Linked DNA regions of Mus musculus: regions 2, 3, 4, 5 and 6 are each linked to region 1. The links are chromatin loops, found by intact Hi-C in ENCODE. Cell type or tissue: heart. All regions are shown on one strand. Region 1 has its middle 7.5 kb from the start of Aqp11. Region 2 overlaps Myo7a (myosin VIIA). Region 3 holds the start of Myo7a (myosin VIIA). Region 4 overlaps Myo7a (myosin VIIA). Region 5 holds the start of Pak1 (p21 (RAC1) activated kinase 1). Region 6 overlaps Myo7a (myosin VIIA).

The links. Peaks named below come from ENCODE experiments on the same cell type or tissue, not always from the same donor. Only the 100,000 strongest peaks of a DNase experiment are listed, where the experiment ranks them.
Region 2: a loop joins it to region 1, with 5 times the contacts of the local background. A loop is called at or near these places in 21 of 42 quality-filtered maps.
Region 3: it touches region 1 in a loop (10-fold over the local background); 33 of 42 quality-filtered maps call a loop at or near these places.
Region 4: it touches region 1 in a loop (4-fold over the local background); 13 of 42 quality-filtered maps call a loop at or near these places.
Region 5: a loop joins it to region 1, with 9 times the contacts of the local background. A loop is called at or near these places in 30 of 42 quality-filtered maps.
Region 6: a loop joins it to region 1, with 2.7 times the contacts of the local background. A loop is called at or near these places in 12 of 42 quality-filtered maps.

Annotation. Positions count from the first base shown.
Region 1 is chr7:97,743,777-97,747,776 of GRCm38, forward strand. No RefSeq gene overlaps it. Among named protein-coding and RNA genes, the nearest start is that of Aqp11, 7.5 kb to the left of the region's middle. In heart, a CTCF peak has its summit at 1,716 (motif pointing right); no DNase peak of the experiment used is centred here; H3K27ac peaks cover 499 bases.
Region 2 is chr7:98,101,379-98,105,378 of GRCm38, forward strand. It overlaps Myo7a (myosin VIIA), which reads right to left. Exons shown (of 49, transcript NM_008663.2): 4 at 1,172-1,324. Among named protein-coding and RNA genes, the nearest start is that of Myo7a, 16 kb to the right of the region's middle. In heart, a CTCF peak has its summit at 2,087 (motif pointing right); DNase peaks (open chromatin) are centred at 1,703, 2,473, 3,283, 3,913 and 1 weaker place; H3K4me3 peaks cover 603 bases; H3K27ac peaks cover 2,751 bases.
Region 3 is chr7:98,118,134-98,122,133 of GRCm38, forward strand. Myo7a (myosin VIIA) reads right to left here and starts at 1,360. Exons shown (of 49, transcript NM_008663.2): 1 at 1,143-1,360. It overlaps Capn5 (calpain 5), which reads right to left. Exons shown (of 13, transcript NM_007602.4): 13 at 3,426-4,000. In heart, a CTCF peak has its summit at 2,327 (motif pointing left); DNase peaks (open chromatin) are centred at 1,418, 1,768, 2,308 and 3,852; H3K4me3 peaks cover 742 bases; H3K27ac peaks cover 1,626 bases; H3K27me3 peaks cover 490 bases.
Region 4 is chr7:98,084,963-98,088,962 of GRCm38, forward strand. It overlaps Myo7a (myosin VIIA), which reads right to left. Exons shown (of 49, transcript NM_008663.2): 16 at 422-559. Among named protein-coding and RNA genes, the nearest start is that of Myo7a, 33 kb to the right of the region's middle. In heart, a CTCF peak has its summit at 1,578 (motif pointing left); a DNase peak (open chromatin) is centred at 559; H3K4me3 peaks cover 526 bases; H3K27ac peaks cover 1,039 bases.
Region 5 is chr7:97,840,665-97,844,664 of GRCm38, forward strand. Pak1 (p21 (RAC1) activated kinase 1) reads left to right here and starts at 2,275. Exons shown (of 15, transcript NM_011035.2): 1 at 2,275-2,477. In heart, no CTCF peak of the experiment used is centred here; a DNase peak (open chromatin) is centred at 2,357; H3K4me3 peaks cover 978 bases; H3K27ac peaks cover 716 bases.
Region 6 is chr7:98,069,953-98,073,952 of GRCm38, forward strand. Myo7a (myosin VIIA) reads right to left here. Exons shown (of 49, transcript NM_008663.2): 28 at 3,168-3,294; 29 at 2,420-2,539; 30 at 1,881-2,054; 31 at 950-1,177. Among named protein-coding and RNA genes, the nearest start is that of Myo7a, 48 kb to the right of the region's middle. In heart, no CTCF peak of the experiment used is centred here; a DNase peak (open chromatin) is centred at 1,839.

The DNA.
Region 1 (4,000 bases):
ACATTAATAACTAAGACATCTTAGCTTTAGTGAAACAACATCAAAGACCTTCTTTGTTCTTTTATACTATAGAAGACAGATCAGAAAGTTAAAATAGAGTACAAAAGAGGCCAAGTTAGTAGCACTCCAGAGGCAGCAAAGTGGATCTTGCAAGCTCAAGGCTGGCCAAGGGGTCATATTGAGAACCTGTCTCAAACAACAACATGTAAAATTACAGTGACAACAACAGCAAAAAGGGCCCCTGAGGGACAGGGAAGAGATACCATTAAGATTTCAGGGAGAGCGCGCGGGGGGGTGGGGGGGCTCTTATGTTTTGTTCTTTAAGCTGACTACTGTCGCAGCTAAAGAGTGACTTCGGTTTGTGTTGGTGCTGTTGTACGGTCATGTGGAAACCAAGAAGGTAAGGAAAATGCTGACACCGAAGTTTGTGAGGGGACTCTCAGGCTAAGGGAGTGGCGACTGGGAGGAGGAGGGTAGGTGGAGAAGAACAAGGAAAAGTACAGGGGACACTGAGGCAGAGAGAAGAGGTCTGGTGGTCCACCAGGGAATGCAGGAAACGGTCAGAGATGGGACATGAGCAGAACCTGGGGAACGGACACACAGTGCCCTATGCACTGGGACAGCACAGCAAAGCCCAGTGGGAGGTGTTCACGTCAGTGCTGTGACAGTACAGGTTGTAGCCGCCCTCGGCCACACGAACTGGGTTCCTGAGATTTCAGATCAAGGCCCAATAATTACTAAGAGTCTGTGCTTATAAAGGGAGGAGGCCCATCTCCCTGCCAAGCCAGGCTTCTTGATGCTTTGTTGCTAAGTTGTTAGCACTAGTCTGCCAGAGCTGTTAGCATTAGGTCGCCAGTTCCACAGGCTGTCAGCTCTCTCAGGAAGACAGGTTCAACCTCTCAGCAGAAGCGGTGTCTTAGAGAAGAGCAGTGGCAGGTGACAGAACAATAGAACCATCCAGGTGGTCTCATTCACAGTGGCAGCAAGGTCTGAATCATCCCTGGTCACATTTATCACATGCTAACAACTTTCCAGAATTTAGCTATGTCTTCTACCTTTATAACAACCCCGTGAGGGTTGGGGTACAGCTCAGTGGTAAAACATTTGCCCAACACACATAAGGCCCTGGGTGTGACCCACGGCACTTCAAAAAGAAAAACAAACAAAACCACCACACAATACCATGAGGTAAGTATTGTCCCCATTAAAACAAAATAAAAACAAACAAACAAACAAACAAACAAAAACCTCAGGGCCTACAAGATGGCTCAATGGGTAAAAGGCTTGTATCAAAATTGGTAAGCTGGTGACCCTAGTTGATCCCTATAATCCACGTAAACTGAGAGGAGAGAAATGACTCAAGAGAGTTGTTCTTTAACCTCCACACATGTGCTGTGACGTGAGTGCCCTTGAATACACGAACACGCACACGCACGCATGCACGCACTCGCACACACACTTTTTACCGTGGATAGTATAGTACCTTGACAATGGGCACGGGCCATCAGTAAACACAAGGAAAGGGAACAAAGCTGTATTGCATTAGAGTTGAGTCTTGATATCTTGTCTTTCTCATGCTACTGATATCAATTCCTTTTGCTTCGTATTAGGAAAAACAAAACGGGTGCTAAGGATACAGAGGCCACAGAAACATGGTCAGGCCCCAGGGCCAATTACCAGCCAGCCTTCTTAGGTAGGACTGTGTGTGGCACATTCTACCACAAGGTGGCAGCACACACACTCATTCCTTCAGTGGCCACACAGGTTTTTTTTGTTTGTTTTTTTGTTTGTTTGCTTTGTTTTTTTTTTCCAGTATAAATGTAGTAAATAAACGGGATACAATGCTGTAACTCCAGCATTCAGAAGGCAGAGGTCAAAGATATGCCACAAGGTCATCCTGGTCTACATAATGAATTCCAGGCCATCCAGGGACACACAACAAGACCCTGCCAAAGCAAGGCAGAGAACCGCTGGCTCAACAGTTAAGAGCGTTCGTGTGGTTCTCTCGCAGAGACCGGAGTCTGGCTCCTTGCACCCACACTAGGCATCTCACAATCGCCTGTAACACCAGCTGCAGGGAATCCAACACTCTCTTCTGGTAGCTGACTGCCCCCCAGCCCTCCCACCCCCCTTACATGCACTCAGACAGACAGATAGGCAAGCACACTAACACATACCATAAATAAATATAAATGTTTTTTTAAAAAGCCAAAACAAAAACAATGCTAAAAATTTATCAGTTATAGTCTATCTTTGATTTTTTTTTTTTTTTACCAGAACTAGTTGGTCTGAAACAGTTCACAGAAATAGTTGACACTGTTGTAAGTTTTAGCATCTTGACATTTGACACCAAGCAAGCAGGAGTAAACAAAACACAAATGTCTTTCAATGTCATGAGAGACTGACACAGAATAAGCCATGGCCACTGACTCTCCGCTCAGGACACGATGGAGGCCTGAACGCCCAGAGCTCCCGCACACCCCTTGGGACAGGGGTTCCCCGGGAAGCTGCTTACCTCAAAGACTGGCCACCTGAATTTGATCTCCTGAGTGCTCATCAGGTGAAAGGAGAGAACAGACTCCATGGAGCTGTTCTCGGCTCTCCACAGGCGCACTACAGTGTGCGCATGTGTGCGTGCACACACATATACAGCCACACTCTCAATTCCCTAGGTTAATTGGGCATGTTGCACACCGCACTCAGAACTCTTGATGCAGTATTTGTCTTATTACTCAACGAGCAATGGCTGCATCTTTAGTAATTACTCATGTGATTTTTGTTTATTGGGGTTTTTTTTTTCTATCATTTGAGAGCCTCAACGATTAGCCCATCTATTGTTCCTCAACCTTGGATGTACTTTGGAATCACGTGGGAAGCTTTAAAAAAAACCTGCAATTTATCTGGTCCCAGTCCCAGAGGCTCTGATTTAGTGGGTATGGGGTGTGAGAGAATTCTTAGCTTTTTGTTTTGGTTCTTAGGTGCTGGGATGGAAGCTGTGGCCTTATGTATATAAGCTATGAGCTATGTTTCCTTTCTTCCTTGGAGTTGTAACCCTTTAATATTATGGTGACACACACCCCCACCACAAAATTATTTCTGTGGCTACTTCCGGCTACTTCATAAGTGTAATTTTGCTACTGTTGTGAACCATAATGTAAATATCTGATACGTAGGATGTATGGTATGGAAATCCAGAGGGGTCGAGACCCACAGGGTGAGAACTACTTCCCTAGATGGCTCTACTATGAATGCAGGATAGAGGAATATTCTTCTATCCTGACATGCTGAGGAGGCTCAAAGGATGGACACAGTTTATCCAGTGACACAAAATTAAGAATGCAAACAAAAATGGCCGACTCAAAGCCTTGGGCTGACTTAGTGCACAGAGCAGTCCCTGGTTCTCTGCTGAGCCTCCAGGCCAGGTCCATCTGTTGTCTAACCCACAGCAGTACAAGCTGTGACTCCAGTGCTTATCATGTGCCAAACACTGAGTAAACCACAGAACACGTTACTTGAATATATCAGCATTCATGGGAGGTGTGAGGGCCCTGTGGAAAGCAGAGGAAGGTCAAAGGTGAAGCAAGAGGCAGAAGCCACTGTTCAGAGAATCCAGGAGGCTAGCCGAGTTCCAGCCAGAGAAGCCAGTACAGTGCTGGATGAAGGCCGACTCTGAAAACCCAGGCTTTTGGGCTGTATTCACCACCATCCACCTTCCCCATCTTACAGAACCAGTCATAACTCAGAGATAAGGAGGTGCCTGCATTCAGTGGAGAGAGAACTCAGCAGTTAAGAGCAATGGCTGCTCTTACAGAGGATTTGGGGTTGATTCCCAGAACTCACATGACGGCTCACAATTATCTGTAATTCCAGTTTCAAGAGGTCAGATGCCCTCTTCTGGCCTCCAAGGGCACCAGGCACACATCTGATACACAAGACATATATGCAGGCAAATACCCATACACATAAAAACATAATGAACATAATGAAATAATAGTTTTAG
Region 2 (4,000 bases), 360 kb after region 1:
CGAGTACACACAGTCTTTCCCCTGTGGCACAGTGAGGAAGGTCCCATTGCAATCAGTCAGAAGGAAATCTACAATTTATAATACACACATCTGGGTAAAACTTAACCATAAAGGGCCAGCAAGACTGTCCGAGAGGTTAAGGCTCTTATTGTGTAGGCCTGTTGGCCAGAGTTTGAGTCCCAGAACCTGTGTAAAAACTTTGACGCATCTGAAATCCCAGCACTCCTACAAGAGAGTTGGCTGGAAGCTCTCAAGCCAGCTAGCATAGAGCATGCAGGACAGTGACAAGAGAAACCCTGCCTCAAAACACAGTGAAAGGAGAGAGATGGCCCCCAAAAGCCATTCTCAGCCCTCCACATGTGGCGGCTCTAGCCCACACGCACATAAGCACATACGATAAATAGTTCATTTTAAAAATAATTCTCAGAACAAGGCCCTTTTCATCAGTAGGAGGCCAATGCCAAGAAGATTCCTATCTTTGCAGAGTTACAAGTTGCTGCAACTCCAGATATGAGATCTGGTCACATTGCTTTCTAGATACACCTAGCCTGCCATTTTTGATGAATAAATGTCTTAAGCTTTCTTTTTTAATTTCTAATACCATAAATATCATCTTATGATCCAAATAAGCAGAAGTCTTTGGTTTCCTCAATAATTGTAAAAAGCTTTGGGTTTGGTGAAGTCAGTTTGCTAAAGGTCTTCAGGGCGTGTGTCCTGCCTGGCATAAGCACCTTTGTCCCTGATGTCCCAGCTGGGTGAGATCAAATTTATTATTTTCTCTATGGAAGCACTTTTCTGCATTCCACTAAGATCCAGTGGTGTTTCCATAGGGAAGATGATCTGGTTGGTTCTAATGAGAGTCTGTGGTCCTTTTTCCTTCCTAAGGACTCATACTTCTTAGCTTGCCTCCACTGGTCTTGAGGCTTCAGGGTAACAGCCCCCAGCTCCCTAACTGGAAAAATGCTAAGCCTGTCCCTAGCAACCTGGCCTTCAGTTCCCAAGCCTCTGAGGCCCATAAACAACTCCTGCCCCAGACTTAGATCTAAAGAGCCCAGAGCCTGGACCCAGGGAGGGGAGGGGCCTCAAATGGAGCACCCACAACACAGCTGATGAAGTCCCAGGAGTATGGACCTCTGGGTGCGGCACAGGAGTAGCCATGGGTAGTACTCACATAGATGAGGTGGTCCCGGTAGCGAATGAGAAGGTTTCGAAGGATGCCTGCCTCGTTGAGATCCCCCAGGCGGATCATGTCCTCCACGCCGTGCACCGATGTGGGGTGCATTGGCTTGATGTGCGTGGCATTCTGAGGGGATATCCAGTGTTCCTGCAGGGGGCATAGCGCTTCATGTCAGCTGCTGCTCCTGAGCCCAGGCTGGGCAGAGGATGTGTCTGTTCTGACTGGCTTGAATCTGGGGATTTTACTGGTCTCTTCCCATCAAGACATCCCACAGACACATAAGGGGAGCAAGGCCAAGATGTTGCCCTCCACCAGTGGTTATCATTAAGGGCCTCAGGTCCCCCAGTCACTTTGAGAGGTAGAGATGGAAGCACAGTAACTCAAATGTGAAGGGCTCGGTTTCACATCCAGGCATCAGTAAACAAATACATAAAGCAATATGGTCAGGGAGTTGTTCAGAGCTGCTGTGGGGAGGTGCTGAGAACTAGCAGAGACCTGACTGAAGAGAAACTTTCTGTAAGAAGTGAAGAGGGAAGGCCAGGCCAGGGGCCAGGCTGTGTGAGTGTGGCTTGTGAGGGCTGGGCAGGGACCGTAGCAATGGGCATCTGGCCCCAGAGTGTTCGTCACAGACCTGGCTGGTAAACAATATGAAGCTGGAGAGGGGAGACTTTCTGGACCTGTGAGCTAGGTGGGAATTACAATAATCTCTCTCTCTCTCTCTCTCTCTCTCTCTCTCTCTCTCTCTCTCTCTCTCACACACACACACACACACACACACACACACACACACGCACGCACGCACGCACGCACGCACGCACGCACGCACGCACGCACGCGCGCGCGTGCTTCACTTTCTTGCAGTAATCTCTGCAGCCACCAGATGGCAGACGAGGGCATCTAGGAAGGTCTTGAATTCTTCCCTCTGGAGAATAGAGCCTCAATTTCCTGGGATCGCTGGGGTCAAGAGCCTTTTCATATCACCAGACTCTGACCTGTGGTCCCGGCTATGGCTCCAACCCACCCACACTCTCTTTCCCTCACCTTGAGCCAAAAATAAACATGGTTTCTGCCGATAGAGGGAACCTCTCTGCTCCAGCCTCCCAAATCCATAGGTCTGCTAATAGATGTAACACACCTGTCAAGACCCTGCAAACTTGTATCTCCTCTAGCTGTTCTTAGATGTCGCCAGCTCCAACGGGAGTCCCTAGGAGGAATCTGGCTTCAGTCCCAGGCTGTTCCTGACAGATCTGGTCACGTGACTTTGGCCATCCCACTCTCTAATGGCTGCTGCCATGACAGCCACACGCTGGTCCACACTTTTCCTCTCCTCTGGCTTCAGCTCAGCCCCTGCTTCTAGGGGTGAAGAGGTAGCTCACCCATCTGCTCAGAAGGGGCAGCCAGAGCCCTGCTCCTGCCTCCCTAGCATTCCATGGCACTCCAGCAGGAAAACTTAATCCACTCCAGGCCCTCACCCAGCCGTTCCCAATGCACCAGGGGCCCAGCAGTGACGTCAAGGACCTGTCTACACTTCGAGCACCATGTGGAACATTCCTCTCTCCCAAACGCTCTGATAAAAGCTGATCCATTTGGAAATTTTCCTTTGCCTGTCCCTGGCCCCTGCATGGAACCAGAGGACCGGGCCTCTGGGCAGCTCTTTACTGCCTTTTGCCCCACCCTCTGATCCATAATTCCTTCCAAAATAGGTCAGTTAACTCAACAGAGCTACTGTGGGCAGATACTGAGGACTGTTGCTCCAAGGAGGGAGCATTTAAGCTGAGACCTGAATGAAGAGAAAGTTTCTATAAGAAGTGAGGAAAGAAGGCCAGGCTGAGGGCCCAGCAAAAACAGTCCTTCCAGGAGGGTGTGGGTAAGGGGTTGGCAAGAGCAATTGCAATGGGAATCTGGCCCCACCAGGGTGTCTTTCACAGGCCTGGCTGGTGAATTCTATGGAGCTGGGGGAGGGGGAGACAGGACAGAGGCCAAGCAGTTTACACCACCTTCCTGGCTCCTCACACCTCCTTCCTGGGCCGCTAGGGCCTAGTCCACAAACAGCAAAGATAATAGTGCTTCTGTCCCGGAGAGGGGGAGGGGAAAGTTATCGCCTCTGGAGAATCCTGTCAGGTGTGCAGGTCATTGGGGCCTGGGATACACTCGGCCAGGTATGGGTTGGACACCCTGAGCCACCAGGTTCCAAAGACCACGAGTGTTCTCTTCACGACACATATCGGAGAAGTGGGACCTGGCTACACAGTGGCAGTCAGACTCAATGTTAAATGACAGGCCAGGTTAAGAAGTGCAGCCGAACAGCTCCACCTCCTATGTGGGAGGATGTCCTGCTGAGGGTAGCGGCTCTCTGGTCAAGGTCCACAGCCCACAGCAGAGGCCAAAGTGTAACAAGCCTAGTATGGGAGCATTGGTTCTGAAGGACAGAGTGACAGAGACAGCGAAAAAGACAGGAAGTGTCTGAAGACTGACAGAGACAAAAAGGGCAGAGACACAGAAGAAAGACAGAGAAAAGGAGGTAGGGAGAGAGGGCAAGACAGCAAGGTACATAGAAATGCCACAGACAGTTCTGAGGACCGGGTGGGTGTGTAGGTGGGGGACATCTGGGAAAGAGCTGTCTGGGAAAGAGGACAGGCGTTCTGTGGAGGGAGGTGGGGTTTCCTGGCAGGCACAGGAATGCATTGTGCAAAGGCAGGAAGACCAGAGCTTCCTTGGCCCTGCAGTGTTCTCCCGAGAGCCTTTCTGAACACTCTACTGAGCTCTGCCAAAGCAGATGTGACTGCCCAGGTCCCTCCTCTCAGGCCACCGTGTCAGTGAGAG
Region 3 (4,000 bases), 370 kb after region 1:
TGGCACTAAGTAAGATTTGGACTCTGCTCCTGGTTCAGGACTGCTTTAGGAGTTTTAGGACACATGGCAGAATGATCTAACACCTGTTCGTGGCCCTCATCTCTTACCTCATCCAGCACAGAGCTGGACCCAGGAATAGGCTCGAGATGGATTTGCTGCCTCGAGTGTGGTCACCAGAAGCAGCCCCAGCCCATAGGTCTTGGTGTGAGGCCCCTCCATCCCTGCCTGGCCTGCCCCTCGAGTGAGCATTAAGTTTTCACAAGGGTCCATTCAGAGGCACTGGGACATCTGATCCTCTGCCCACGACACTGCCTGACACCTGAGCCCTGACCCCACGCCCTGGGTCTCTATGGGCATATGGTCCTTCGGGAGACCTACACCACGCTGGGGTCCTGGCAGGGGGATAATCCCAAAGGCAGCAGCAGTAGTTATGAGAGCTGGCGTCTGAAGAGGCTGCCTGGCCCCTGCCTCACTCATGCTGGTACAAGGCTGCAGGACAGACTGGGACTGTAGACTTGGAGGGTAGAGCTGAAGACCCATGGAAAAGCTCAGGTCTCTTCTACCCCATGCATGAGGCTCTACCTCTCCATCCCAGACTAGACTAGTGTGTAAGACTGTTGCTTTTCAAATTGAGAACAAAGAACCATAGTTTTTTGTTTTGTTTTGTTTTTTTCCCTAGACCCACAACTGATTTTACCTTGACCCCTGGGCAACCCCAGATGGTAACCTTCATGTTCTTGGGTCACGGATAGAGAATGTAAGGCACACAAAGAAGAAACAACGTGTGCAAGGAGAGATAGATTATCAGGGAGATGACCAAAAGACCAAGCAGAGAGAGGCATCCACACTTGCCCCCCCAGCCTCCACTCCCATCTTTCACCCCTGCCTCTGGATACCCCTGACCCAGCTCCAACCCGGAAACAACTCCACAGGCCCTGTGCTCTTCAGCTATTCCCTCATCTAGGGCATAAGCCTCCATGTGCACGGCTCGGGGCATTTTCTTTCCATGCCTATGGTGGCAAGGCCCCTGTAGGTTCAGGGGAGTCCAGTCCCAGGAACCTAAGGGCAGAGGCTCCAGAGGAGGCCCCAGCCTGTAACTCCTCCCCAGTCCAAAAGTTCCAGCCAGGGCAGCCCATCCTTACCTGGGTTTTATCCACACCCTCCGAGTCACCACCTCCCAGCCAGGAGCCAGGGGTCACAGGTCAGGAGGACTCTGGAAGCTGAGGCTGGAGCCTGCAAATTTTCAGCTCCAGCTTGAGCCTTGATCTGCTGCTGCTGTGGGCTTCCCTTGGGCTACTCTGTTTCTTGTCTCCCTGGGTCACTCTTTCTTTCTGTTCAGGGCAGCTGTCCAGCCTGCACTGCCACCCGCCCTCTCCCTCCAAAGCCTTCTCCCAGGAGGCGGAGCCCTGGGGGCCTCGAAGGTCTGGATGTGGTGACATCAGCATGAGGGGCGGGCTGTGCTGGGGCTGCTGACTAACGTCTAGAGGTTGCCCAAGGTGCTGTGTAAAGCTAACCAGCAGGGATGCAAGGCATAGAAGCTCCAGGGGGCACTGCTGGCCAGTGGGAACCTCGGGCCTGGGGCCAACCATCAGGACCTCAGGGTCTCTTGTCACATGTGTTACTACCTGCCATCTCTGCATGGTTAGGACACCTGATCACGTCCCATCTTCCTCATGATTTTGCTGGGTCTCAGTTCCCAGTAGCCTCCCCTGCTCACCCAGCTTCCCTCGTCAGGGCACTACTAGAGACCATATAAATGAGCAGGCTTGGCAATACCTGGAGCCTTGGCTGGACACAACATCCAAACCAGGACTCCCCAAGATGCACCCCACCCCCAGGCTCTACAACTGGCCCCCACAGCCTGTCCTAGGAGTCTTGAGTGTGCTGTTATCCAGACAGTTTGCAAAGCCACCTGAGTAGGAGCCACCTCACGCAGGACAGACTTACCCGGTGTGTGTGTGTGTGTGTGTGTGTGTGTGTGTGTGTGTGTGTGTGTGTGATTTAAATGTGTGATTTAAAAAAGGGAGTGGGTGGGAATGAACAGGACACAAATACTCATCATGGTAGATGAGGAAGGAGGCTGAAGGACTCCTCTTCCTCTTCCTCCTCCTCCTCCTCCTCCTCCTCCTCCTGAGACCTGGCCCCTTCTTCTGCCCACACTTGCCAGCTGGGACATCTACTCAGGAAAGCTGCTTTTCGGTGGGGGTGGGTGGGTTAAGGTGGGGAGGGGAATAGGGTGGGGTGGAATCTATAGTGGTATGGAGTGGGGAGAATCAATGGTGCAATGGTGCCACCTGCTGGGCACAGCCAACTGCTACAAGACTAAGGAAAAGCCGGTCAACTTCCTCATACCAGGGTGCCACAGTGAGACCAGGGTCCAAGGTTGACTTGCACCCAACGCAGCCTTCACCTACGAAACTGATACTTATGAGTCAGGTGAGTAGCATGAGCCTACACAGAGTGGGAGAGACACAGGTTGGAGCATCCAGAGCCCAATCGACAAGGCGGCAACTGGGGCAGGTGTGCTTCGTTGAGGCTGAGGTGCATGCTGGGAAGGCAGTGGGTGGGTGAGAAAGTGGTCTCAGAACCATAACGGAGACATTTCCTCAGCACCCAAACTCGGCTAAGCAGGTCACCCGATCGGAGAAACCTAGAAATCCATGCTTGTTTTCCCCAAAACAAACCACCTGAGATGGTGTGTGTCCTTACCACCTCATGCTCCACCGTACCTCTCCAGGTTCTGCCTGTTTTCTGCCCTATCCAGAAGGGGCACTGGTTTCTGGCACCTGAGCCTCTTAAGGGCACCACATCTGAACCACTGCAGAACTGGTCTTAGTTCATACAACCCTCGCCCCTTCAAATCCAATCTATCGTCGTATTCCATCATTTCGTTTTCCACAACCCGACCCAGCTTCTACCCGTGGCCCTGCCCATAAATTCCTAGCTCTAGCTACCGCACCTTCCCAGGATCTCTGCTCTGCCACCTCCGTCTGTGGCCTGCATGTAAGTCTCTCCTCTCCACTAGAACAGGGCACAGATCTTGAACTCAGAGACTAAGAGTCAGCTCCTAGGGACACTGCTTATCAAGGACACTACAGTACTTCGATCAGACATGATTTGTACATTTTCCCCAGTTGCTGGAAGGCTGCTGCAGAGCAGGAACTGTGTGCCCCCATGTCCCCAGGGCCTGAGATGGGCAGAGCTCAGCAAAGCCAGCCCCACACTGACTGGAAGCAGGGAACCTGAAGGATTCCACAGAGCTGGGCTCTGACTCACTAGGTAACCAGCAAGGCCAGCTTTTATCTGTGATTCCCAAGGCCTTCCTTGCTCATCCTTCTGACCAGAGGTCAGCTACCCATTGTGCCCTCTGTCTTTACCCTTGTGTGTGGGGGGGTGCGGGGTACGGGAAAAATGAAACAGACAGATCCCTCTAGAGCGGCAGTAATATTTATTCTGAGAAGATAACAGAGTTCCTTTCCCTTGACCCCAGGGCATTGTGGCCTGGAGGAGTGAAGGCCAGGCCCTGTTGGTTCACGTAGAATACACTGTAGGGCTGATCTCCTGCAATTGGAAGACTACAAGGCCTCCTGGGTGCAAACGATAAATGAAGCCACGGCTATCCCTGCTCCACCCTGTCCTCCCTTGTCCAGTCTTCAAGGCTTCTTGGGGACCGGAAGTTCCTTCACAGCCAGGAGCCAGCCTGGCCTAGCTTAAGAGAGAGGAAGCAAGAACAGGGCTGCTGACCCAGTTCTGCTAGAAGTGGGAGGCAGTGGCTAGATGCCAGGTGAAGCATCGACTCGTCTGCTACTTGGTCCCTGCTCGCCCTGTGCCTCAGAGGGATATGGCTGAGCTAAGACCCCTATGTCAGGCCCTGAGACCCAAGATCGTGAGGCTCACCCTCCCTTCTTGACTGCAGTCTTGGTCTGCAATAGCCATCGAGAAGTGAAGTGATCATGTGACCGTGCGGAGTGTATGATAGACTGATACACAGCGGAAGTGG
Region 4 (4,000 bases), 340 kb after region 1:
TAGTAAAAAAAAAAAGAGGGACCTTCAGGCAAAGGAGTCCAGAAGGACTTCATGGAGGAGGTGGGCCCTGAATTGAGAGGAAGAGAGCTTTCAAGGGAGGGGCCCCAGCACGAGCCACACTTGTATTTACTAAGCACTTAACAGGCACTCTACAATCTTCAGGCATGGTCTCTGGGGAGTTTTCATTCTCAAGGACACCGAGGCACAGGGCAGTGTCTGACTTAGGTACAACCGCCCAGCTGGGAGATAGCAAAGCCAAGGTTAAGGTGACTGTGGAGCCCCTATGCCCTCAGCAACTTGACAAGCCCTTTAGTCTCCAGAGAGAACAAGGCTTTCTTTCCACTGCCCACCTACCTCATCCATTTTGCCCCCTCCCTTCCCACCCTCCACCCCTGCCCACCACATCCCCTCTGAGGCTCACCATGGGCTTCTTGAACTCATTGGGTTTGATACAACGCACAAAGAAGGGCTGGCAGGCGCCCAGTGTGCGCATCAGCAGCTCCAGAGACCGCTTGAACTGGCTGCTGAGTGTAGGCGAGCGCTTCCTGGTCTCGGCACCCTGTGGCAGAGGACAGACAGACAGTGATGGGAGGGGCCACCTCTTCCCCCTCCCACCCTCCAACAGCTGTCCTGGAGGGAGGAGAGCACCAGGGAAGGTCACCAAGGTCAGTCAAGGGGTAGTTGGGGATCTCCTGTGACACCCCTGGTCTGGGCTGGAGCTTGGACCTCAGACACCCACTACAGGGAGCTCCAATAGTGTCGTCTAGACCCCCCACTATCAGCTGGGAGACTCTGGGCCAACATCAGTGCCTCTCTGTGTAAAGGGGTTCACACTTAGTGTCCTCAAGATACTGAGGTCATCTTAGTGACAGGAGTTAGGCAAACCTAAATTCAAGCCCCATGTATGGCCTAAGCTGACCAATAAAGGGTGCTGAGTCTGTACTGTTTCCTAAGTGAAAACATTGCCATCTACCCGCCTGATGGGACAGGTGGAGAGTCCAAGTGCAGTAAGCGGCCACCTGGGGTGGGCACTGCACCCCCTGAGAACCTTGGAGGTAACAGCACAGCTCATGACCTCCCCTCCTCTGCTTATAGGATTAGTGATCAGGCTGGGGCAGTGTGGGTGACCTGGACAAGCCTGCAAAGACAGATTTTTGTGCTCCCAGCTGCTGCGTGAGCCACCCAGGCTCTCTGCACCCCTGCCTATATGTTGTCTTCTCAGAACATTGGGAAATAACAGGGATAAAGGGGACTCGGGAAGAGCTGAGGTCAAGAAAACAGGAAACGAACCTTCTAGAACATTGCAGAACTCAGATTAGAGAGAACACGGTACTACTACATACTATTTTCCTGGCCATTTTTGTGTGAAAACTCACTAGTAAACTTGATTTTGTTGTAAGCTTTTATATTTTTAGAGCTATAATTCAATCCTGCCCTTTAGCATCAAAAGTATGGAGTGCAGGGAGCTGGAGAGATGGCTGAACAGAGAGAAGAGTCTACTGCTCTTGCTAGCAGCTCACAGCCTGTAACACCAGCACCAGAGCATCTGGTGCCCTCTGCTGACTTCTGAGGAGTCCTGCATACCTGTGCTGCATTTATATACGCTGGGCACACACACATAAAATAAATACTTTAAAATCTGGAGTGCAGAGCACGTGTATGGGGTATTTGGAAGATAAAGGTGCTTAACTCACACTAAATCCAGGAGCTATGCTAGTCAGCCCTGTAGGAAAGCAAATGTTTTGGTTCTGAAACAAGAAGTACTTTTCATCTCAAGTTCCACTGAAGAACATTCAAAATTTCGTTCTGGGGATCTAGGGCTAGGTTAATATTTGTCCTGCCTTTTCAGGATTCTTGATTCAGCAACAGCACATACACACTGAGCGTGTAGTTTAAAACAGAGCACACACAGCACATAGCATACATACTCCCAGTGTACACATCTCACCATGCACACAGTCCCACACAGAACATACACACATGCCACACACACACACATATACATAACACACATATATGCATCATATGGTATTATGCACACAGGTGACACCTGGGCATGCAGATGCTATACATGCAGTACATAACACAAGCACTACATGCACATGTGTAGCGTGCATACAGCATTCATACCATATAGCAGACATGACCTGTCCACACCAGGCATGCATATACCACACAAATCACTCACAGAATGCATACTCCACATGAAAATGCATATAATTCACACACAGCATGCATGCCATCCAGAATAAATGCACACATATGACACAAACATGGTAAGAGCACAACACTCAGCACACTTTCTGAACATATCCTGTAAAGTACATGTGGCATGCATACTCTGTGCATACATGCATCATGCTCGCTCCCCATGACATCGACACACAGCAAGCACACCCTGAAGCACTCATGCATATACATGACATACATACACTAAGAAAGAGCACACGACACACCTCCCTCACAGCACACACCCCTGCATGCACAAGCATAACACACACGACACCGGACAGGGCACACACCCTTCAAGAGTCTGTCATCTTGAAGTTGCTCCCTTCTGTCTGTCCTCCCTGTTGGGGCCTCATGAGATCAGGTCTGCCTCACTTACTTCTGTGTCACCAGGGCCTATGTGCACCAGGACATACATAAACTCCTCGGTCACCTGGGGTATGACTGCACAGCTTCCCGGTGTCCTCTATGGTGCGCAGACTGTCCCCTTCCAGCTGTTCAAGTCAAGTCCTTAGGAACTTTCCTCATGACCCTTCTCTTATATGGGACAAGCCAACAGGTCCTTCCCAGAATCTGATGCTACCTACAGCTGCCACGGCTGGGTCCTGCCTCAGCCTATCTTTCTCCTTTCCACATTTTGGCCTTTGCACTGGACTCCTGCCCTACCACCATGTCAGGCATTCTACAACCCTATTTACAAAGCAGCTGGGGGCCAGGGTAAGGAAACCAGCCACATCCCTCCCCACTCAGGACCGTCCAGTGACATCAGTTCATTCCGGGGAAAGTCAAGGTCCCTACTAGGATCCATGACAGCCACAGAATCTACTCCAGGAGCCTCTGGCTCCCACCATGGGCTTGCACCCTTCCTGGGACTCCAGCCTCCTGGTTCTGCCTGGAGCACACTTGGAACTTTTGCACATGCCCATCCCTCTCCTTGCAAAGCCCATCTTGGGGAGGGGTAGTGTTTCCAGTTCCTACCAATTGTCCAGTAATGCCTGTCCTGTGCCTCATGTACAATCACAGGGCCTACCACTGACCCCACCCCACCCCACCCCCGGCCTCATCCCGATCCATGCCCTCCCCCCATAACACTGCATGATTTAGTAATTTACTGGATCTCTCACTAACCCTCTGCTGGAACACTAGACTAACTACGGGGTTTGGTTTGGCTTGGTTTCCACTTGTTTGTTGCTGTGTCCTGCGACTTAGGCAGTATGCGGCATATGGAAGGCACTCAATACGCATTTGTAGACTGAAAGAGTGAATGGCTGAGTAGGTGAAGGGGTGTGCGGGATTTGCTCTCCCTGCCTCAGCCATACAGGTTCTCATCTGGCTCTGTTTTATTCAAGGGAAAGCATCCTTCCTGGTGATTACCGATTCCTGAATCATCAGTGGATGTTCAGGGATGAAGCAAAGATTGAAGCCAAAAAAGTTCAAAGGCCAATGTGCAGAGGGCACAGAGAGGGTCTGAGGGAAGGCAGATGTCACCATGGTGTCAGTATCTGCCAATGAGCAGAAGAGAGCAGCTGTCCTGTGGACCTGACTGGGATGAGACACTCATTCAGGTACAGCCATGCCTGGAAAGATGGCCTACCTCTGCTCCATTGACCCCTATGTCAGTAGGTTAGGGCAGGTCATGATGCCCTGAACTGCCCTGGGGCAGCAGGCACAAGAGTCAAAGGATGAGAACTCAGGACTTGCCCAAGCAGTGGGGCTTAGGTTTCTGTAAGCATGCACTGTAGGTGTACACCCGAGGGAAGAGCTATAGCTA
Region 5 (4,000 bases), 97 kb after region 1:
AACAAAGAGATCATAAGAGGGAGGTTAGATTTCCTGGAACTGGAGTTACAAATGATTTTGAGCCACCATGTACGTGCTTGGGACTGAACCCAGCCAGGCAACAAGTGCTATAGTGCTGAACCATCTCTCGAGCATTCTGTCTGCCTACCTACCTGCCTGTCTGTCTGTCTGACACTCTCTCTCTCTCTCTCTCTCTCTCTCTCTCTCTCTCTCTCTCTCTCTCGTGTGTGTGTGTGTGTGTGTGTGTGTGTGTGTGTGTGTGAGTGAGGGGGTGGAAGATGGAGAATGGGAATGAATCATGTGTCACGGTGTGCATGTGAAAACAGAGAAAAACATGTAGGAAGGAGGAGTTGGTTCTCCCTACCCTGTGTCACAAAGATGGAACTAAGGTCAGCAGTCTTGGCAGCTTGGCAGTTCTTTTACCTACTGTCCCACCTTGCTGGGCCCAGTTTTTTTGTTTTGTTTTGTTCTCAAATGTAGAAATTCATGTCTCCTTTTCCAAATACTGTAAGTATTCAGGGCTTAGGAAGGGTAAATAATAAAAGAGCTGAGTTCTTTTTATATAGAGTTCTTCCTCTGCATTAGACTAATTTGGGCCAATGAGTGGTAGTGCAGACATTTGTCAGGAAAGATGGCTGCATGTTGTATAAGTCAGGCTTCATGGTGGTCACCGACTCTTTGGTGACCAACAGTTAGTTATCTGTTGTAAACAAAACAGAAATAAATAGGAGGACTAAAAAGAAACATAGGCTTAAGATTCAGTCGGCAGTACATACATGGTTACGTCATTTGCTGGTTGTATAACCCTGGAGCAGTCACTGTGCTTTCTCATCCATTGCTTCCTGTCTTACACCTGCTCTGCTGGGCTGCTTTCCAGCAGCATCTTCAGCATGTGTTACTTACTGTCATCTTAGACGTTTGTTTAAGTTAGTACAGTTTCTGCTTTCCGATGCCTGAAGCTCTAAAAAACTCTTTAACTGTGTACTTGCCCATACTTCTTTCCATTGATCAAGGATCTTTTAAAACATCAATTGTTGTTATCCTGTTTTTTCCCAGAACCCTTAGAGCAGAATCTAAACTTCTGAGCCTGTGAGATGGCTCAGTGCATAAAGATTTCTGGCACTAAGCCAGACAACCCAAGTTTGAACCTTAGGACACATGTGGTAGAAGTAGAAAATTGATTCTCATGAGTTATCCTCTGATCTCTACATGCATACCATGGTATATATGTGCCACCTACCCTCACCCCATAACAAATAATTAAAACCCTCTAAACTCATTAGTTATGGCCTGGAAGAGATAACTGCATAACTTGATTCCAGTCATGCGCCTCAAGGGCAAGGGATGAGTTGGGTGAGTGTAGTGAGTGATGATGGGAGATACTGACTTCTGGGTGTACAGGAAATATGTGAAGGTACATTTTTTAACATTTCAGTCTTAAGGAAGCACCGTTTATTGGGATGGGGAAGACCAGAGTTGTTTCTTTAATGTGTCATCCAGCTCCAAGTTCTATTGTAGTGACTGGTATCTGACAAGTGCTAAAGAAATTCTGAGAGTGGTGTAGGGCCTACTTCATAACTCTGTGAAATAGACATAGGTTTGTAAAGTGTGGGGACACATAGTAAATAGCCCTTAACAAATAGTAGCTGTTGCTGAACTTTCTCTGTTCAAAGGAGGTGGTTGGTATAGGGACCACCTTATTATCTTTCATGGGACACATTTTAGAGAGTCAGCAGAAAAGAATAATTTCCCCCTCTCCATTCTAGTCTGAATGAATCTTGAATCTAATTTGAGTAGGTCTTGATTCCGGGGTTCAAGAGGACTCCCACAGGCTCTAGAACAGCTGTTCTCAGCTTATAGGTCCAGATCCCTTGAGGGGTTGTTGAACTACCCTTTCACAGGGGTCACCTAAGACCATTGGAAATGTCAGATATTTACATTACAATTCATAGCAGTAGCAAAATTACAGAATTACAAAATTATGAAATAGCAACAAAATTAATTTTATGATTGGGGGTCACCACAATGTGAGGAACTATATTAAAGAATCGCAGTGTTAGGAAGGTTGAGAACTACTGCTCTAAAAAGCCTGTCTGGTACCTCTTGTTGGAGCCTGGGTTGGGAGAACAGCAGAGACAATCAGAACATTGGTTATGTATTTGTTTCCCGCCCCTCAGCGCCTCTTCAGAAAAAAAGGGGCGGGGGCAGCGCTCTCCCCGCCTCCTTTCCTTCCTTTCTCTGTTCCTCCCTCCCTCCCCGCCCCTTCACTAAGCCTCTGTGTCTTTGCTGCCGCCCTACGTGGGCCTGAGTGTGCTGCGCCTTGGGAGCTGGGTGGCTGCGCTGCGGCGCTTAGCCGAATCCAGCCTGTCAGGCTGGTTCAGCCCGGGCTTTGTCCCAACTGCTGAGCAGGGAGAGGTGCGGCTCTGCGACAGATACACAAGATCATCAGAGATGCTGGGCCCCGGACCCACCGCCAGGTAATGCTGGCTTTCCCTGGGCCTGGCATAGCTAGACTGAGAGCTGGGGTAGAAGGAGCGGGTGTCTTTCTGCCTTCCGGGGAAGGGAATGGGGAGAACATTACATTTCACTTATATTAAGGGATTCTTAATAAGGAAAGGGCCTGGTGGTGTAACATTGAGATAAGCCCCTCAGGGCTAGGCCTGTGCTGGAATAAGGCATCTGGCTAGGGAAGGTTATGAAGGGGAAGCTGGATTTTTTGGGGAACTGCATGCCTCAGGGGCCCCACTCCTTTGTAAGCATGCTTCTGCATGGTGGCCAGGGTGATGCTTTTCTGTGCCTTGGTTTAGCTGCGGTTTTCCTGGGACCCGGAATACTGTTCTCTGGTTGGAGATGTAGTGAAGATAGGAGACCCCTGCAGCTGTTCCTGGTCAGGCAGTCTCTATGAGCCTTAATTTCCTTATTTGAAGAGAAGGGCTTAGCATTCTGTAACTGTGCCTTTCCTAGGCTGTAAAATTTACCTTGGAAAGGTGAGCTAGGTAGAGACAGAGGAGCCAGCCTTCCATATGCATCTTGCCGGTCTGTTTAGAACCAGTGACTTCATAAAGTGCTAATGCTTCTGTTGGGGCTAAGAGTAGATATGTTGAGTGTGGGGTGTGGGGTTGAGAAGAAACAGGTGAACGCATGCTAATTTTTTTTCCTGAACTGGCCAATTCTTTGATACTTAGATCACTGCTATAAACTAGGCTGTCTTCTCTGGTGCACTGTTATTGATCTGCTAAGTAAATAACAGACCTTGACACTATGTAATATCTTAATCACTGTAATTCCTTCCTTTATTATCTGGCACCAAGAAATACAAATACTAACCTATGCTGATTATTTTGGACCTTTCTCATCTTGGTTACAGAGGAGCTATGCATTCCCTCTGGGAAGCCTTCCTGCTCTTCCTTTCTTCCTCCTCTTCCTGCTGGTCGGCTTTCCTTGCCTGCCCCTCACCTGTTTTCTGATCTCACCAGTTTCCTTTCTTCCTTTCCTTGTCTTCACGCTTTCCACTTCTTGTCTCTTTTCCTTCCATAACCATGGTTTCTTTTTTCTGTTTTCCTTTTTCATTTCTTCCCTGGGTCCTCTTCTTCTTGGTTAGGCTCTCTTCTCTTTTCCTTTTAGAATCTTTTATTGTGCTTTCTCATTGGTAGTAAGTTGCTGACTTGGAGGGACCTTTGCTGTGATGTTTGTAAGGTCCAAACATTCTAGCTTCCTTGTTTTGGACCTAAGCTCTGTTTTCCTTATGTGTCAGGCTGTCTCCTTACTGCCCTCAAGCTGTGTTTTGAGGCTTCCTAATAAGTAGTTATTTTTCCTGGGTTTATTCCCCATCCTTTTCCTTGAGAACCAAGGCAGAATGTGGGCAGAAGGAAAAAATCATGGTAGGAAGTCAGGAGCTTGAAGGCTCGAGCTGGAGAACAAGTACAAATACAGCTAGCTAGGAGACCTTCCTGAGAGCCCCTCACTGAGATGAGGGCTGGGAGATAGCCAGTTTCCAGGG
Region 6 (4,000 bases), 330 kb after region 1:
ATCTACCCAGGAAGAGTCGACATGGTAACCACCTGGCTCTACTTCAGAGAGCCAGGTGAGAGTCTGGCATGGGCTGGGCTCTTCTTGGATGAGGCCTGGTGCCCAGCATGCAGGGCAGAACTCCCCTGGGGCTCTTGGTGTTTCTGTAGAGCAGCAGTGTGACAGAGGAGGCTCTCAGGGACCTTGTAAGCATCTGCTATTTTATAGTTGGTGGGAAAAGTTTCCCAATTTTAGTAGCCAGTATGGTGGCTCTAAAACAGTTGGAATATTAGCTTATCAGCATATACATCATCACTATCAGCACTACCAGTATCACTAATGTCACCTTCACTACCAACACCTATGAATATCAGCAGCAGCATCAGGACCACCATCATCACCAACAACAACCATCCTCAAAATCAACAGCACATCGATCTTTATCCTGCCATCACTAACAGAGCCACAGGTACAGGAAGCACCACCACTATCTTCAAAAACAAGACCCTCGAGTCTGTTCCCGTGGGAGGAAAGACAGGGTCAGAGAAGGACTTCAAAGGGTCACCCACTGTGACAACTGCATGAGCACAGATAGCCCCGAGGCCCAGAAGAGTGTGTGTGTCCTAGGTCCCCTGGAAGGCTGATCCCAGGGACAGGCTCTGAGCCGGCTCGGCTCATAGCATGCAGACCCTGCAAATCCTGATCTTCTCCTTCAGAGCAGTTCCTAGACTAAGAACCATACAAACATGTCCATCACCCCTACTGGTATCACGCAGTGCACTGCAGAGTGCATGAACCCCTTCTCATGGGGAATCAGGATAGCTTTCTGAGCATCCACTGCACACAGCTTGTGTGAGGTTAAGAAGCACTGAATCCACAAGAAACCCAGAAAGTGTCCAACCGCCAGCCAACTGACAACAGCCCTTAGCCTGTGGCCATGGCCTCCCTGTGGCTTGCACACCCCACTTACCTTCTCACACCTGTACTCCCCAAACTTGACTCCTCGCACCACCTGCTGGTAGATGAGGTTCGTGGCCACGTTGTCCTCCGAGGGGTTGTGCCAGGGTGTGAAGACCTCCTTTCTAAAGAAGAGCCTCCATGGGGCGTTGCGCTCCTGAGCACCCTGCTCCTTGGCGTACTGCTCACACTGAGAGATGGCATCCATGACATGGTCACTGCCGCTGCCCAGGGAGGACACCTGTGAGACGGCACAGTGGGAGGACAGGCAGGGCAGGGTCAGAGAAGGACTTCAAAGGGTCACCCACTGTGACAACTGCATGAGCACAGATAGCCCTGAGGTTCAGAGGAGTGTGTGTCCTAGGTCCCCTGGGAGGCTGGTCCCAGGGACAGGCTCTGAGCCGGCTTGTAGCATGCAGTGAGTGCCTTTCAAGGTATGTGTATGTGGGAGTCCTTTTTTTCTCAGAGCAAGGGGTACAGTTAAGCAAGCCATCACTGGAGGCACCAATTCATGAGGGAAGCTCCAGGCAAACTATGACCAAGTGCAAGGTCCTGTCCATGGGTCTTCCCAGTGCCAGAGGAAACTCCAGGCCTATCTCAGCAGGAAAGACTGTGTACTCACACCCGAAGACTCACACAGCTGGAGAAGATGTGGAAAGGGCGAACTAGTGGCTGAGCAGACTTCTACACATCACAGCCACAGATGTGACCCTGGAGAGCAGAGTTGTCAGCCCTCTTTTCTAAGTAGGAAGAGAAGGGCTTTCTCCTGGGCACCCATGGTTGGAGAGAGCTCTGGACCTTTGATCATGGGGTACACGGGTGCCAGAGAGCTTGACACCATTTCTGTAGAGCCTGTTTCCCATAACTTAAGTGACTCACATGCATGCAAACCCCTCAGCCAGCAGGTGGCAGCACTGGGCTGGGCTAGGCTTAGGCCACCATACCTTATCGAACAGAGCGATGTAGAGGGAGAAGCCAAAGCGGTCCTTGAGTGAGATCTTGTCAGCCAGAGCATTGCACAGCTCCCTGGCTGTAGTTGCTGAATCTGTTAGCAGGGTCTTGGTGGTCCCATCCATGAAGGTCACGGGCAACATGATGGGCTTCTTGGACTTGGTGGCCTGAAAGTGACCAAGAGGGTCTGTGGTCTTTTCACTCTCTCTGGTCTGGCTGCCTATGGGGCAAGAGCTGACCCCCATACTACCAGCATCCCACTGGGACACCACCTGGATCTGTCACAGGTATCCACTCTGAGGGGACATTTCGATGTCTTGTGCCAAGGACCCAAGCCTAGTAGGAAACCACCGCAGGAGCATGGCCTTGACTAAGGCCCATGGGCATAAGACAGGCAGAAAGATCCAATCACACTTGGGACTTTCATATTCTGGGGGGGGGGGGGGGGGGTGTTGAGATTCCAGAACCCAAGGACTCCTGCAATCCAGCATGAAAGGGTACTTCCGAGGCATGCTGTGTGAGCCTTGCTGACCTGCAGCTCCAGCCAGCTGGGTGGCTGTGTCCGAGTTCCGTTGACAAAGGTCCTCCTCAGGCGCTCCTCACAGTAAGGAGCATAGCCAGGTGGGCCTCCGTGGATGAAGTTCCGCAGGTACTGCAGACAGAGAACTCAGTGAGGCAGTCTCCACCCTAGCTGCTGCAGCAGCCTGCAGTCTCTCCAGGCACACCCGGGACTGGCTGCTTCAGCCGGGACACCTAGAGCCCCCCTTTCTAGGCCTACTCCTGCTACCCCTAGAATCAAGTGTATGCCCTGCAGCTTGGCAGCAAGGCCAGATAATCTCCTCACCCTCACATTCGACCTCTGCCCTCTCTGTTGCAGCTGCTGCTACCTTTCAGGGCCCCATTTGGTCTCCCCCACTCCCTCCCCCTCATGGCACCCAACTAGTACCCAGAGCCTGGCACAGAGTGATATCAAAGTGCCTGTTCCAAGATATGTTCAGTGCGTATATCCTTATCACACTTGACCTCTGTAGAATGATACTGACAAAGCCAAGTGCTGGTCCCCTGGGCAAAAGGGACCTGGGAGGAAGGGGCTGGGCATGTGTGAGACCATCAAGGACCTGAGAGAGGCTCTGGGAGTATGGGATTCCAGAACTCGAGAAGTCCCAGAGTCCCACATGAGGACTATTTGTGGGGCACCAGAAAGCACATGCCACATGCATGTTGTGTCCCAGCATAGAGGGGCCCTGCACCCTCCTCCCCACCCCAGACCATCCCCCTACCTTAACGAACTTCTCAGAGGGGGCGAAGCAGCCCACACAGAGCGACACGAGGATCCAGCCCCTGGCATAGCTGCTCTTGGATGGGTTGTGTGTGAGCTGCTTACTGATCTGGCAGTAAATCTCGTCCCTAAGTGGGGACAATACCTCAGAGTGACACCCAGCCACCCTTCCACACCACAGCTCTTCTGACCAGCCAGCCTAAGGCTTCCCAGGAGACAGAGACAGACTGGATAAAGAGGCTGAGCAGAGGGTCTTGCTTTAGATTTGGGGGTCACCAGGAATAAGGCATGGGTCAGGTGAGGTCCACCATCCACAAAGTGACCTATATCCTAATGCAAGTTCAAAGGTCACAGCCCCTGATGTCCACCCTGCCTAGCTCCAGGTCAACCATATAGCCCAAGCAAGGGACCCCCACAGTCAGGGACAGTTTCTGTAATAGTGGCTGACATGGCAGAAACAGAGCAGGCACCTGGGAGGGTGTCAGGGCCAGTGAGCAGGGACCCTTACTCTGAAACACAGTTCTCCAGCTTGTGAATGCTCAGTACATGGGTCACTTTGCACTAAGATGAAAACATCTTCTCTTAACAGCATTTTCCTCTGTGGGAGGTCCAAGAGGGCTTACCCACCCAGGACACACACGCACACACACACACACACACACACACACACACACACACACAGTGCTCCTCCTCTATGAGGACAGTCCCAGGTAAGAGGCAGGACTGTCTCATTCAGTAACTTCTCAATCTGGAGAGTTCATGAACCGGCAAAATTTCAAGTTGCCATCTTTTTATCACAAGAAGATAACACATGTGCGTTTAGACCTCTTGCCC